Linked DNA regions of Homo sapiens: region 1 is linked to region 2. Evidence: chromatin loops called from intact Hi-C (ENCODE). Cell type or tissue: sigmoid colon. All regions are shown on one strand.

Region 1 (8,000 bases), 210 kb after region 2:
AGGAATGGAAGGTGGAAGGTTGTCCATAATGAAGGAGGCAAGCCCAGAGAAAAGAGAGAGTAGAGACACAGAGAGAAGGAGTGGGGGGTGCTTGCCCCCCAGAAAAGTGTAAAAGGGGTGGGAGGTGCTTGCCCCCCAGGAAAGTGGAGAAGGGGTGGGTACATGGAGAGAAGGGGTTGGGTGAGCAGCCCTGGGCTGCAATGTGGGTGAGCAGCCAAAGCAGGCGCCCCCGCAATTCACTTGCCACCAAGGAATGTGGGTGAATGACCAAGGCAAGCATCCCCGTGGTGATCAGACACCAATGAAATGTGGGTAAATAATCAGGCAGGCATCCCCACATGATTAAACCCAAGTCCGTGACTGGTGCTGGAGCTTCAGGTCCACAGATAAAATGCATCATCTCTGTCTCTACGAGAAAAGGAAAGGAACTGAAATTAAGAGAAGGGAGAGATTGAAGTGTGGTGCCAAGATTGAAAGAAGAAAGAGGTTGAGGGATAGTGAGAGAGGTTGGAGAAGAGAGTGAAGAGAGGCCACTTACCAGATTTAAAATTGGTGAGATGTTCCTTGGGCTGGTTAGTCTGAGGACCAGAGGTCATAGGTGGATCTTTCTCACAGAGCAAAGAGCAGGAGGACAGGGGATTGATCTCCCAAGAGAGGTCCCCTGATCCGAGTCACGGAACCAAATTTCACTGGTGTCCATGTGAAGAGACCACCAAACAGGCTTTGTGTGAGCAACGAGGCTGTTTATTTCACCTGGGTGCAGGAGGTCTGAGTCCAAAAAGACAGTCATCGAAGGGAGATAGGGGTGGGGCCGTTTTATAGGATTTGGGTAGGTAATGGAAAATTACAGTCAAAGGGGGTTGTTCTCTGGTGGGCAGGGGTGGGGGACACAAGGTGCTCAGTGGGGGAGCTTTTGAGCCAGGACGAGCCAGGAGAAGGAATTTCACAAGGTAATGTCATCAGTTAAGTCAGGAACAGGCCATTTTCACTTCTTTTGTGATTCTTCAGTTACTTCAGGCCATCTGGATATATACGTGCAGGCCACAGGGGATATGATGGCTTAGCTTGGGCTCAGAGGCCTGACAATTACTATCCATGTTTCTATGATCCTGTATATGCCTAATCCTGTCACCCATAGACATCAGCAGAGTGCAAGGGAAATTAATTCAAAGAAAATAGCAGTTAACATCCCATAGTGCCAAACTAGTTCTTAGCTGAGGGGGACTTTACTGAGAGGGACCTCTAATCCCCTCAGTCTTAGGAAAGACTCTAGCCTTTCTAAGTTAGTCCTCAAACCCAAGTTCAGTCAAGTGTCTTTGCCTTTTATTAAGAGGGACTTTTAACCCTCTCTGTCTTAGAAGAGACTCTAACTCCCCTAAATTGGGCCTCTAACCCAATCACGTCCTTTACCTGGGTACGCCAGCACTTACCCAAAGTTAATTAATCAGTGCTGCAGTCTGTTTCCTTTGCGCTGGCGGAGGGGAGGTCTCCTCAGTATCCTCCCTTCAGGGTTCACCAGAAAGATGTTATTGGAAAGGTGTCCGATCCAGACCCCAAGAGAGGGTTCTTGGATCTCACACATGAAAGAATTCAGGGCAAATCCATAGAATAATGTGAAAGCAACTTTATTAAGGAAGTCAAGGAATAAAGAATGGCTACTCCACAGGCAGAGCAGCCCTGAGGGCTGCTAGTTGCCCATTTTTATAGTTATTTCTTGATTATATGCTAAACAAAAGGTGGGTTATTAATGAGTTTCCTGTTTTTTGACCATATAGGGTAACTTCCTGATGTTGCCATGGCATTTGTAAACTGTCACAGTACTGGTGGGAGTGTAGCAATGAAGACGACCAGAGGTCCCTCTCATTGCCATCTTGGTTTTGGTGGGTTATAGCTGGCTTTACTGCAGCCTGTTTGACCAGCAAGGTCTTTATGAGCTGTATCTTGTGCTGACCTCCTATCTCATCCTGTGACTTAGAGTGCTAACTGTCTGGGAATGCAATCCTGTAAGTCTCAGCCTTATTTTACCCAGTCCCTATTCAAGAGAAAGTTGTTGTGTTTCAAATGCCTCTGACATGTCGAGGAAAAAAGCTAAATTCTGTAAAATATTTAAAGAGTTTATTCTGAGCCAAATATGAGTGACCACATTCTGACCAAATATGAGTGACTTGCCTGAGGCACAGTCTCAAGAGGTCCTGAGAACATGTGTCCAAGGTAGTTGGATTACAGCTTGGTTTTATACGTATTAAGCAGACAAAAGCCATCCATCAATACATGCGAGGTATCCATTAGTTTGGTCCAGAAAAGCAAGACAACACAAAGCAGGGGCTTCCAGGTCATAGGTGGATTCAAAGATTTTCTGATTGGCAATTGCTTGAAAGAGTTAAGTTATTATCTGAAGGTCCGGAATCAATAGAAAAGAGTGCCTGAGTTAAGATAAGTGGTTATGGAAACCAAGGCTCTTATTATGTAGATGAAGTCTCATAGGTGGTACCCTTTGAGAAAATCAATGGCAAATGTTTCCTATACAGATCTTTAAAAGGTGCTAGACTCTCAGTTAATCTCTTCAGGATTGGGAGGGTCTGGAAAGGGAAAGATCTAGTTATGTTAATAGAGATTCTTTACAGATGCAAATTCTCTCCACAAAAGATGGCTTTGCCAGGCCATTTCAAAATAGGGCAAAGAAATATATTTTGGGGTAAAATATTTTAATTTTTTTTGTCTGTCATGTGATATTATTCTATGGTCAGGCTGGAATTTGCTATCTTATTGCTACAAAGAGTCTGTTGTGTCAGTCTTAAGATATGTTTTAATGTTAACACTGGTGAGTTGTGCTTGAACTCCAAAAGGGAGAGGGTATAATGAGATATGTCTGACCCCCACCCCTTTCCATCAGGGCTTGAATGGGAAGGGGTGGGGGTGAAAAACCTTGAAGTTTTTCAGTTCAATTCAATCAGTTGGGGATCTCCGAATTTTATTTTTAGTTTACATTTGTGAGGTGGTATTGTTAAAGAAAAACTTCTGCTGAATTAAATTTTTTTAAGAGTTTAATTAAGCAAAGAATGATTCGAGAATCAGGCAGCCTCCTGAGCCAGAGTAGGCTCCGAGATTCCAACACAACCACAGGGTGAAAGAAGATTTATGGACAGAAAAAGAAAATCACGTACACAAATCGGAAGTGAGGTACACAAATAATGGGATTGGTTACAGCTTAGCGTTTGCCTTATTTGAACATGGTTTGAACAGTTGGCCGCATTTGACTGGCTAAAACTTGGTGATTTTGTAACCACCCAAGGGGTTCACCTTGCCTGCTGCCTAGACAGTCAATTTCTCCAGACAGGGGAATTGCAATAGAGAATGAGTAATTCACACAGAGCCGGCTGTGTGGGAGACTGGAGTTTTATTATTACTCAAATCAGTCTCCTGAGCATTTGGGGAGCAAAGTTTTTAAGCATAACTTTGTGGGTGGGGGAAGCCAGTGAGCCGGCAGTGCTGATTGGTCAGGGGTGAAATCATAGGGAGTCAAAGCTGTCTTGCGCTGAGTCAGTCCTTGCTGGGGGCCACAAGACCAGATAAGCCAGTTTATCAATTTGGGTGGTGTCAGCTGATCCACTGAGTGCAGGGTCTGCAAAATGCCTCAAGCACTGATTTTAGCAGCAGTTTAGAAAGGGTCAGAATCTTGTAGACTCCAACTGCATGACTCCTAAACCATAATTTCTTATGTTGTGGCTAATGTTAGTCCTACAAAGGCAACCTAGTCCCCAGGCAACAAAGAGGTCTCCTTTCGCTGTGGTCATCTTTGTTTTAATCTATAAACTAAGTTTCTCCCAAAGTTAGTTCAGCCTATACCCAAGAATGACAAGGACAGCTTGGAGGTTAGAAGCAAGATGAAGTCGATTAAGTTAGATCTCTTTCACTGTCTCAGTCATAATTTTGCAAAGGTGGTTTTAATTGGCACAAGAGTAGGCTATAGTGTGTTTACCATTCCATCTAGATTATAGTTCACAATGTATAGAGAAACCTTTAGGCCAAACTTAAAATATGTAAGGAGGCAGCTGTAGGCTAAACTTGACTTGACAGTATGTTATCCCAATTTATATAGGAATGTCTGGAGCATCAGAAAGATTACAGAACTTCCCAAGGCCTTGAGACCAGTATGTAAGGGGCCAGAGTTGGAGCCCAGGCCCTCAGAGCTTGGGATCTGTGCCCTGCAGCTTCTAATTCAGCCATTTTCTGAGGGTGTAAAAATAGAGACTGGCATGCAGTGTTTTGAGACCTCAAAACTAGTAAAGAACCCACATCCTATTTTCTGTATTCTATTATTGTGAAACACATATAAATACAACTTTAAAAGATCAAAACTTTTATCAGAATCTAAAGAAACAAAAACATGTAAGTGTTTATTATTAAAGATTATAGCTAGAGACAAAGAAAAAAAGGAATAACGGGAATTTAATGAACACCTGAATTTTAACTAAAATCCTGGCTATACTTTTTAGTGCTCTTACATAGTAATAGATACATAATTCATTACTTTTATTTGCTAGAAATGATCCAAGTTTCTGACTTATTTTCCTTACTAAGTGATTTAAACTGGAAGGGTTACAGTCCTCCTTTTCATACAGTTAATTTTTTGCAGAGTTATTTTCTAACTCCAAAGTATCTTAATATGGTGGCAATGTCCTCTACCCTAGAATAACCTTGACTCAAAATGTTAAGTATTTCATTTCCCTATTAGGAATAGTAATTCAATGGAGTTTGGAACTGGTATAATATTTATAATGGAAAATACAGCAGTCAGAGATGGCAAAGGAATCTGTAAATAAGTATAGAAAAATGCTAAAAAAAAGTTTTAAACAAAAATAAGGGAAACTCTAATTATAGACCTTGAGTTTTTCAGTTCTTAATGTGATATTCATCTGTTTGGCTTTCAGGCGTGCTTGGCTTGGTTGCTGGAGGTCTGGTGCTGTTGCTTCCAGAAACTAAAGGGAAAGCTTTGCCTGAGACCATCGAGGAAGCCGAAAATATGCAAAGGTAGGCAGTTGAAAGTTCTAAATGAATTGTTCTATAAAGGTTTTAAGACAACCCTATAGCCATTTGGAAAGAATTAAATTGACTTTATACTTCACACCATACACTGAGATAAATTCAAACTAAATCAAAGACTTGAAAGCATCAAAAAAATTAGTAAAATTACAAAGACATTATACGAGAATTTCTTTAAACTTTCACGTGGAGAAGGTCTTTCTAAATATGACCCAAAAAATCCAGAATCCATAGAAGAAAGGTCAATATGTTTGCTTTCATAAAAATAAAATATTCTGCGTTAAACAACTACTATAAGCTAAAAATAAAATTATAAACTTGAAGAAAATATTTACTACTCTACATTGGGCTAATTTTCCTAACAATTCCATAAAAGCGACCACCTAATAGAAAAAAAAAAATAACAGATTTGAGCAAATAATTCAATGAAAAGGAAATAAAAACAGCTCTTAAATATATGAAAATATGCTCAACTTCCTTCATAGTAAGAGAAGTTCAAATTAACACTGCACTAATAACTACTTGGATTGTCAAAACTAAAATTACTTGGTAACACACTATGTTGGGGAAGAATGGGGAGAAATGTAGTCTCCCGTGTTGCTGGTAGGAATTAGATGCCTCTATAATGGACAATGCAATAGTAGTATAAAAATTACAAACATGGGCTGGGTGCAGTGGCTCATGCTTCTAATCCCAGCACTTTGGGATGCTGAGGCGGGTGGATCACAAGGTCAGGAGATCGAGATCAGCCTGGGTAACATGGTGAAACCCCGTCTCTACTAAAAAAGTACAAAAAAATTATCTGGGTGTGGTGGTATGCGCCTGTAATCCCAGCCACTGGGGAGGCTGAGGCAGGAGAATTGCTTGAAACTGGGAGGCAGAGGTTGCAGTGAGCTGAGATCGTGCCACTGCACTCCAGCCTGGGCGACAAAGCAATACTCTTGTCTCAAAAAAATAAAAATAAATTAAATAAAAATTATAAACATGTATATCCTTTAACCTAGTAACTCTACACCTCTAGAAGTTTACGTGTACAAAGTGATATATGTACAGGACTAGTCATTAAGGCAATTTTTTATAACAAGTGTTGGAAACAACCTAAATGACCATGAATTAGAACACCAGTTAAATAAATGATATGCCATTCTGTAAAATTATACAGCCATTAAAAAGAATGAGGCCATTTCACATACGCTGACAAGGAAAGTTCTCCAAGATATATTGCTAATGGGGGAAAAAGCAAAACATAGAAATGTATATATTCTATCATTTGTGTAAAAATAGTGAAAGACATATATATAAATACTTGTAGCTCTGGAAAAATATACAAGAACCGTAACACTGGTTGTCTATGGAATTGAGTGACTGTGAGATACAGGTAGAAGGGAGACTTCAATGCTTACCTTTTTGTAATTTTGAATTTTGGACCATATGAACCCATTCAAACAGTACATTAAAAAATTCTAGATAAAGACAAACCTATCTGACACTCTCCCCACAAGTTTGTTTATACAGTATGTTTAGATATTTTTATTTATTTTCTTCTTACTCCACTTTTGGCCTGCTGATACCACAAACAACTGATTTTTATTCATTTTACCAAACCTTCATGTTTAACATTTTCAGTACTTGGGCAAAATGCTGGTAAATCACAGTGGTCTGAGGCTTTTCCTAGAACTTGAGTCTTAGAGTTGGAAGAGGCCTTTGAATCCGAGCGGAGGTCACACACTCGCAGCCTGCAGGCCACCAAGTTCTCCAGTGCTTTCTTTGGCCTACAAAGTATTTTTTTAAAGTGGGAAATTCCACATAAACTGGATTTCCAGGATCTGTTTTTAAAAAGCAGAAGATTTGGTAACACTGAGAAGATATTTCCTCTTGTTGGCAATTTGTAGGAGCTGAATGATCGCTTGGCTTTCTCAAGGGCATGCCCTCTGCAGGAGGCCACAGTCCCCACTGTTTCCTATTGTCTTTGGTACATTGTATGATCTGCTTGGTGCATGCAGACATTTGAGTTGGAGACCTTTCATCTAAACCAACCACCTCCCACCCCGTACCCCTCTCCCCATGCAGCTTCCCACACACATGGGCACCTCCCGTCAAAGACAGTCTAAATCCTGTTTACTGCTGTATCACTGGAACTCAGCACAGTGCGTGGCATACACAGAGCAGGAGCTTACCAATTATTTGTGGAATAAATGCTGAAGTTCCTTCTACAGCATGCCTAATTGAAGTTTCTTTCTCTAGCCAGCGCCAGTGCCAGGCAGGCAGTAATATGTGTGGTGAAGAGCAAGTCCTGTAGAGCCTGAGCCCTGCCGTCACATTTCCCATGTGTGTGGCTTTATTGCCTTAATGCCTCAAAGCCTCAGTTTCCTCATCTGTAAATGGGGACAACAGTACCTACTCACTGGATTAAAGAAGAAAATATGCCTGACACTAATTAAGTGTCGATTGGTTCCTGATTAAATTGTTATGGTTCCTAAGGGCACTAAACCTGTCCTAGTTACAAATATAACCTGTGAACTTATACCTAATACCTTATCTCACTTCTTAAGCCTGTTTTCCTTTCTGTAAAATGAGGATAACAATAGCTAACATTTACTAAGAGCTCTACCCAGTGCTTTCCATGCCCTTCCCATGCACCTTCTTTTATTGCACTTCATTTTATTGTGCTTTGCAGATATTGTGTTTTTTAACAGATTGAAGGTATACAGCAACCCTACATTAAGCAAGTTTATTTGCAGCATTTTTCCAACAGCAGGTGCTCACTTCATGTCACTGTGGCATGTTTTGGTAATTCTCACAATATTTTAAACTTTTCCATTATTATCATATCTGTGATGGTGATCTGCAATCAGTGATCTTTGATACTGCTATTGTAATTGTTTTAGGGCACCACAAACCATGGCTGTGTAAAACAGCAAACTTAATTGATAAATGCGTGTGATCTAACTGTTCCA
Region 2 (8,000 bases):
GCTAGAGAGAAAGACACTTTTATCTTTTTCATCACTGTATTTTTGGGGCCTTGTTTCATTAGCAAGTTGACCTGGATCTTAACTAATATAATGTCTATTAAGATGACCCCTGAGCTAACCTTCTAAATTTGAAGACCCCAGTGAGGGATTTTTCTGTGTCTACCTTAACCTTTGCTGCTCAAAAAACAAGACAGGAATATCAAAAGTGAAAGATAGGAACTCCATAGATTACAAATATATATTATGGTATAGTTTGTTGCCAAAATGTTTTCTACAATTCATTTCTATGTGTTAATACATTAAAATGGCTAGTGTTTATGGAGTGTGTGATATTAGATTCTAGACTAAGCACTTTACGTGGATTATTTTAAGTCTCATCAAAGCTCTATAAAGTTAGTACTTCTGTTAATCTTATTCTATAAATAAGGAAAACAAGGCTTAGGACTTTCAGGAGTGAATAGTACACAGGTAAATCAGCCAGGAATTGAAACCAGGCAACTGATTGGTGGAGCCTGTGTTCCTGATCCCCACACAGCACTGCTGAATATATTTCATTCTAGAAACATTCTTGATAGTTGATGGCCACATCTAAATATTTTTAAAGAAAGACACTGTGCACTTGACCTAAAACTGAATCTTTAATTAAAACATTGTTTTATGAAAAAAATTTGACTAGATAATTTAGATTTTAAAGATCTTTAAATTCAGGATTAAAACCACCCATCCTGCAAGGACAATGTTCCTCCATGAAAGTATCACCACCAACTCGTTGCCATGAGTTTTTCCTTTTACTGAGGGCTTTTCCACAACTCAGACTTGGGGCTGCCGGGCAGTGTCAGTCTCAGACTCTTCTCTCTCCAGGGATTCCCTGACAGGATCCCTTGTCTACATATCAATACCACTGTCCATTCAGCACACACAGGTGGCAATACTTTTTTCTTTGCTTTTCAAAAGAAATATTCACAGCAATTTATTACTGGCTCTCTTTTATTTCCTCTTCAGACTTCTGCTGAGAGCTATGACTTCTATCCACTAGCTATGAGTGTGAACAAATTCACTCTCACTCAAGTTTCCAGTTCCAACATCCCAGAGTTGAAGGGAAATCCTACATCACATATTTCAAGATCTCTGGTCAGTTCAGGTAGATAGTTTGACTTTTTAAAAAAATTTAAAAAAATTTTTTTTGAGATAGGGTCTCTCTCTGTCACCTAGGCTAGAGTGTAGTGGTGTAATCATGACTCACTACAGCCTCAACCTCCCGACTCAAGCAATCCTCCCACCTCAGCCTCCTGAGTAGCTGGTACCACAGGTGCATGCCACAGCACCTGGCTTATTAGTAGCAGTAGTAGTAGTAGTAGTAGTAGTAGTAGTAGTAGAGACAGGGTCTTGCTGTGTTGCCCAGGCTGGTCTTGAACTCCTGGGCTTGAACAATCCTCCTGACTTCGCCTCCCAAAATGTTGGGATTACAGGCATTAGCCATCATGCCCAGCCTAATTTGACATTTAAACACATTTGTAGATTTTTCAGTTGTTCATGATTCTTCACTGTTTTTAAGTGATAAAATAAAGGAGCATCTCTTGCTTTCATGTTAGCTCTGTAGATAATTGCCTTTCTCTGGCAGATCTCCAGTCACTCAATGACCACAGAATTATGACATGTTAGATTTTGACAAGAAAATAAAGATCTTATGTATTAACCTAGAGGTTGGCGAACGTTTTCTGCAAAGGGCTATATATTAAATGTTTTTGGTTTTGTGAGCTCTAAGACCTCTGTTGGAACTACTTACCTTTACCATCGTAGTGTGAAAACAGTCATAGACGATACATAAATGGCTTCCAATAAAATTTATTTACAAAAACAGGTTGCCTGCATGTCTGGCCTGCAAGCTGTAGTTTGCTGACCCCTGAATGAGAGGCTTAGTGCTGGAGAAACTTGTACAGATACTACTATCATTCCTATTACAGAGAGAAAGAAGTTGAGGTGGAGGAAAGCTATGTACCTTACCCAAGGAGGACACACAGACAGTAAGAAGATGAACCAGGAGGTTGATAGCAAAGTCTGTATTTTTAACCATTATGCGGTAATGTGTCTGCAGTATGTAGAATATGATATTTATTGTTTAAAAGTATGCCGTATCATTTCATTAATTACTTTCTTCTTTTCAGCTACAAATAATCTCTGAAAATTAAAAATTAAGCCTAACATTGGGAGGCCAAGGCGGGCGGATCACGAGGTCAGGAGTTCGAGACCAGCCTGGCCAACATGGTGAAACCCCGTCTCTACTAAAAATACAAAAAATATCTGGGCTTGGTGGTGGGCATCTGTAATCCCAGCTACTCGGGAGGCTGAGGCAGGAGAATCGTTTGAACCTGGGAGGCGGAGTTGCAGTGAGCCGAGATCGTGCCATTGCACTCCAGCCTGGGTGTCGGGGAGACTCCGTCTCAAAAAAAAAAAAAAAATTAAGCCTACATTATTTTTGTAACAAAAAAAAAAGCTCACTTTTAAAGTCATGGACTTAAATTAGACACAGCGTACCCGATTGTTGACTTCCTTCTCTTTCCTAACAGAATTCCCACTACACTCTCCCGCACCATCAATTCATATGTTTGTGGGAGCTGAGTCTCCTTCTAGTTGTAGCGGGAGGCCTGATTAGTTTAGGGAAATCGTATCCTCCATGTCAGTGACTGGGCACGTGACCCAATTTGAACCAATGAGAAATGGGCATACAACCCAATTCGGGCCAATGAGAAATGGACTTCTGGGAAAGTCCTTCATTGCTTTTAAGTCAGAAGTTCCTGAAGAAATCTTTTTTCTTCCTTCAAGGAATGAATGAGGAAATTGTGGGCTCACATACAACTTAGCAGTCATCTTACACTGATGAGACAACAAGTCTTAAGATGAAGCTATCCTGTCAACAGAGTGGAGAGAGGAGAAGAAAACCATGGTTTAATAAGATTGTTGAGATCCTGGTCTGGCCAACCCTGAATGCTGCTGTTGCTAGAATTCCAGACACACGAGCCAGTGAATGTCCTTATTGTCCAAACCTATTTAAGTTGGTTTTCTGTTACTTGTTGCCAAAAGCAGAATTATCTGAAGAATCCAATCCAGAACAATGCTTTTCCTTTAATAACTGAATATTTTAGGCAATTTTTTTTTAGCAAATAGTTAAAATAATTGCTTCTATACTCCAATCCACTCCATAAAAATACCTGGTATAAGTCTTAATTTCAAACTTTTAGAAGTTAAAACAGAGTGGTAATATGATCTCTGCTTTTCCAGACCACAAGTTTACTGCCTCATATATATCATCTACCAAAAAAAAAATACGAGGTGTTGATAACGAATGAAGGGAGTCAGGACTGTGAAACCAGTCTTCCCTGTCCAGTGAATGAAAGGATTAAGAGTACTTCCAAGCAAGTACATATTTTGCTACATTTAAGGACAAATCCAGCTGGTCTTTGATTTACTAACATCTCCACAGTGACGCAGATATTCTGAAAGATGACCCACTTTCTAGGCATCCAAAGGCCTTGAGAGACTTAAAACCGTATCTTGGATGGAATTCATCCAGGAAAATCTTGGCAACTCCTGCGCCGTGGCGGCCGCCACTATTATTCTTTTACAATAACTTCTAGCTCTATATCTGTGCTGATTTTCTGTTGCCAAAGGGTTACTAAATTTTGCCTGGTCTGAGTCAGACACACAAAAAAACAAAATGCTATACCAGGTTTAAAATTGTTTTTAAAAAATTGCTTTATTACCTCACATACCATTTACATGCACTTTATGATATTTACATGTAATTTATGTACAATAAACTTCAGCAATTCTAAGTGCACACTTTGAAGACTTTTGACAAATATATAGTCTTATAACCACCACCACAACCGTGGTACGGACCCTTTCCATGATCCCCAAAAGTTTCCTTGTGTCTCAGTGAAGTCAGTCCCCTCCCCCCACTCTGGGCTCTGGAAACCCAGATCTGCTTTCTGTCATGACAGTTTTGCTTTTTCTAGAATTTCATAGAAACAGAATCAACAGTGTCTCACTTGGCGTCCCGTTTTGTCATACCTTTTATGCTGTCTAAATGGGGGATGCTGGTTTTGATTTGAAGCAAAGGGAGAAAAGGGTGATGTTCCGGGTAACACTATCTGTTCAGAGGCTTGTTGCCTAGTATCGACACTCTCTATTCATGGGAAAAGGTATCGCTCAAGGTTAAACTGCAGAGGTTAGTTTCCTTGTATTTATTTAATGAGCTGAATTGCTATTTGCCCTATTCATCTCTTTGATTATCTTTTAATTCTGCCAAGACTGTGTTTTCCATCAACAATTATGTACTCCATATTAAAAGAACACTTTATTCGTCTTTCTTTGATTAATTCAGCTCTCTTTGCAATTCTTCCTGGTGAAACATTTCTTCAAGTTGACGTCTTCATTTAAATTGCCAAAGAAGAGAAAGACATTATAAATAACCATCTGTTATAAATATGGTGTTCAGAGCTCCCCACGTGGAGGACTGGTCTCGGGTCAGAAAAAAGACAGTCAGGGTTAGGCCAGACATGTGGTATTCTACTCAGAACATTTTTTTACTAGCATGTTACTTAAACTGTTTGAGCCTTAGTTTTCTCATCAGTAGCAGGAGAATAATAATATTCAAATATATTATTTTAATATTATTATTAAATATTATTCATTTATCAAATCACACCTTATTAGTGTTTTGAAAATTCATTTAAATAACCCATCTGTCTATATAGATACATAGATATGTGTACATATACACAGATACATACAAGTGTGTATATATATACATATATGCACCTATAACACACACACACCTGGCACACAATATGTCATAGTAACAGAGGCTGTCAACATTAATCTTATGTTTTATAACATTTGAGAGTTACTTTATTTTCAGGTGATAATTCACCCAGCACTTTTTCCTTTAGTAATTAGTAGCTAATGCTGTGACACATAAAGGCAGATGCTTTTAAAGGTCCTCAGATAAAGAGAATGGTTGCTCTGCCTTTTTTTTTTTTAAGAAATGGATTTCTTTTTATGTTGAATTTTCTTAAGTATACCAGATGTATTTAATGTTGATTTGGAACTGTGGATCTACCAGGCTTAAGGCAGGATACTTTTTCATGAATGTGCACACTGGCAAATACCACGTACGCAACCTTGCAACTCAAAGTATGACCCACAAGTCAGCAGCGTTGGTCTCCCCTGGGAGCCTGCTGAACAAGCCCCGCCCCAGATCTAGAGAGAGAATCTGCATTTTAACTGCATCCCCAGGAGACTAGCATGAGAAGCACTAAGAGTCAAGGAACAGCAATCCCACCTCATCGGCTCACTCCCATTGTTTACTTCCACCTGGGGCTCTGGGTGCAGAAACGTGAGTCCTCCCAGGTTTAGGAGGGAGAAATACATTTGCCAGCAGGGTTTACCATGGGCAGGGGGAAGGGGATGGTGTTAGTAGCTGCTTGTCTAGCCTTGTGATTTCGTCTGGTTATTCTCAATAGGAGACTTCTTCATCAGTTGCCGTATTTCACAAGGAAAGATGACACCAATAAGAAAGAAAACGTATTTGCTCTTGAGTATAATACTGTGATTTATTCAGTGAATGCATCATCACTAGTTCCCTAAAGGCTCTGCTCTCTAGAAACTTTTCATCTCTAAGAAGTCTGTGTGAATAAAATGTTATTTGAGGTCTTTGGGCTCACCGATTGGGGGAACCAGAAACCACCTTCAAAAGTTAAAGTACCCATTGGTCTTACAGACAAGCATCAGGAACCAGAGGGCCTGGTGGGGCTGGGAGGAAGCTCGGCAGTGACAGCTGAGGTGCTCATGTCCTTCCATCCCACTGCCCAGTGGATAATGAGCTCATTAGTCAGACGAGGACCAGCCCAGAATAGCCAGGAGTAAGCATGTCACATTACAGAGCTGTAGCCAGCTTCTGGGTGGAAATAGCACTATCTGGTACCCATAAAAGAGAATTTGCCAAATTACCTGTAGTACTTCGGCAATTTTTGAAAACCTCCTTATCCTTTAAAACAAGAGTAGATAAAATATTTACCATGCAAGAGCATATACGATGGGGAAATATTTGTATTAAAATTATCACAAATGTTTGATGTTTATTAAAGTAGTTAAAAATAAATCCCAGTCCTCTGGACCAATGCTGTCCAGTAAGAATATAATGTGAGCCACACGAGTACATTTACATTTTCTAGTGGCCACATTAAAAAACATAAAGAGAAACAGGGGAAATTAATTTATAATACTTTTCATTTAATCCAATAGATCCAAAACATGATCATTTCAAGGTGTAACCAATATGAAATTATTCATGAGGCGTTCCATACTCTTTGCTTCCTATTAAATCTTTGAAATCCATTGTACAGTTTACTTGATAGCACATCTCAGTTCAGACTTGCCACATCTCATGTGTTTGACTGCACATGAGGCTAGGAGCTACCGTGCTGCACTGAGCGAGTCTGGTCACCTGCAGCCCAGGTGGCTCTTTCTTTGAGACACTGCATGGAGAAGATATTTTATTCCATTAGTTTGAGTTGGCCTGAAAGAGTGCCCCAGTCCCCCACCTCCTAGATGACTGGGCATGCTGCCCAGAACAGCAAATGGGCCTCTATCTATGCAGTCCCAGGAGGGACCCAGAGGGCAGCCTCAGTATTGGCAAAGGTGAACGGATTGCAGCTGTGGGTCACATGTTGGAACATTTCTTCATTTCTTAAAAGCAAAGCTGAGAGCGTTTTATTTTTATTTTTTGTTTGTGTGTGTGGGTGGGGGGGTGGGGAAGGGAGCCTGTTGACATAAGAGGAGAAAGGAAAAAAGAAGAGAATGTACTCTCAGTTCTAAAACTCTAACTCTAAAGGCTCAGAAATTAAGGGAATATGCATCAAAACTTGCGTGGACTGAATCCAACATGTCATCGAAATCTCCAGCAGCATCTATGCCAACAGTCATCACGGAAATAGAAAGGTTCTAAATATCACATTTTTGAAATGCCCAGTGCCTGAAACTATGGTAGCATGTATGGATACACAAAATTTTGAGTTCCATGAAAAGGCAAATTGAGTGTCTATGAGACACTGGTCAGCCAAAGTTGTTTTGAAGAGAGAGAAAAAGCAAGTTTGAGTGAATTCAAGCAAATCCTCTGCTTTATCACAAGTAAAAATCAAAACTACACACTCCTGCCCAGAACAATTCTTATCATCACTTCTTCTCAGTCTTCTGAATGCTTTGGGAATTATTTCTATGGGAACATGGTCTTTAACATCATCATCAATAACATATGAGCTCATCAGACCACCTGTCCACTCGCCAGCTGAGGGAACTGTTCCAGCTGTTGGGTGTGGGCAGGATTCCAGGATCCCTGAAACCTTGTCCCACTAGATTCCTGGTAGGTGTCTCCTGCTGGGGCCTGGGCACATAAGGCCCTTCCCCCACTGTCCAGGGTTGGCAGTGCTTTCTGCACAGGTCAAGGACAGCCAGGGTGACATTAGCCCCAGTCACTGAGTTCTCAGGGCAAGGGTGACTGGGGCAAGTCCCGACTACATTCTCAAAGAGCCAGTAGCTGGAGCTTGATGCTGCCTATGTTCCTCCATCCCTTTTCTCAGGAAAATGGAGCCTTCCCTCATTTCCTGCACGTTTTCTTGGCAAGTCGGCAGTGGGGTCTCTGCGTTGCCCTCAACCTTCCCCATCAGCTCGGGTCACAAGCATCTCTTCCATTGCTTCTTGCTCAGGGTGCTTTGTCTTCATCCTGACTCTGACCTGGTCCCTGCCTGCTGGGAGAGTCCTGACTGCCCTTTGATTTCTTCTGTTTTCCAAGTGCTCCAGTGAAGGTACAAAGAATCTCCAGTAACTAGAGATGTGCAACTTAAAGCACTGAGGGGGCTGGAAAAATTAGGAAACTGAAGCATACTAAATCTAGATGTAGACAATAGGGACCCACAAGTCCCACTAGTGCGGTAGACACA

What was found. A loop is a pair of places that touch in the nucleus more often than their neighbours do. Peaks named below come from ENCODE experiments on the same cell type or tissue, not always from the same donor. Only the 100,000 strongest peaks of a DNase experiment are listed, where the experiment ranks them.
Region 1: a loop joins it to region 2, with 2.0 times the contacts of the local background. A loop is called at or near these places in 5 of 110 quality-filtered maps.

Annotation. Positions count from the first base shown.
Region 1 is chr6:160,221,736-160,229,735 of GRCh38, reverse strand. It overlaps SLC22A2 (solute carrier family 22 member 2), which reads left to right. Exons shown (of 11, transcript NM_003058.4): 10 at 4,932-5,031. Among named protein-coding and RNA genes, the nearest start is that of SLC22A2, 33 kb to the left of the region's middle. RefSeq lists an enhancer at 2,022-2,950. In sigmoid colon, no CTCF peak of the experiment used is centred here; no DNase peak of the experiment used is centred here; H3K27ac peaks cover 570 bases.
Region 2 is chr6:160,426,892-160,434,891 of GRCh38, reverse strand. All of the region lies in intron 5 of SLC22A3 (solute carrier family 22 member 3), which reads right to left. Among named protein-coding and RNA genes, the nearest start is that of SLC22A3, 83 kb to the right of the region's middle. In sigmoid colon, no CTCF peak of the experiment used is centred here; DNase peaks (open chromatin) are centred at 3,561, 3,956, 4,521 and 6,651; H3K27ac peaks cover 621 bases.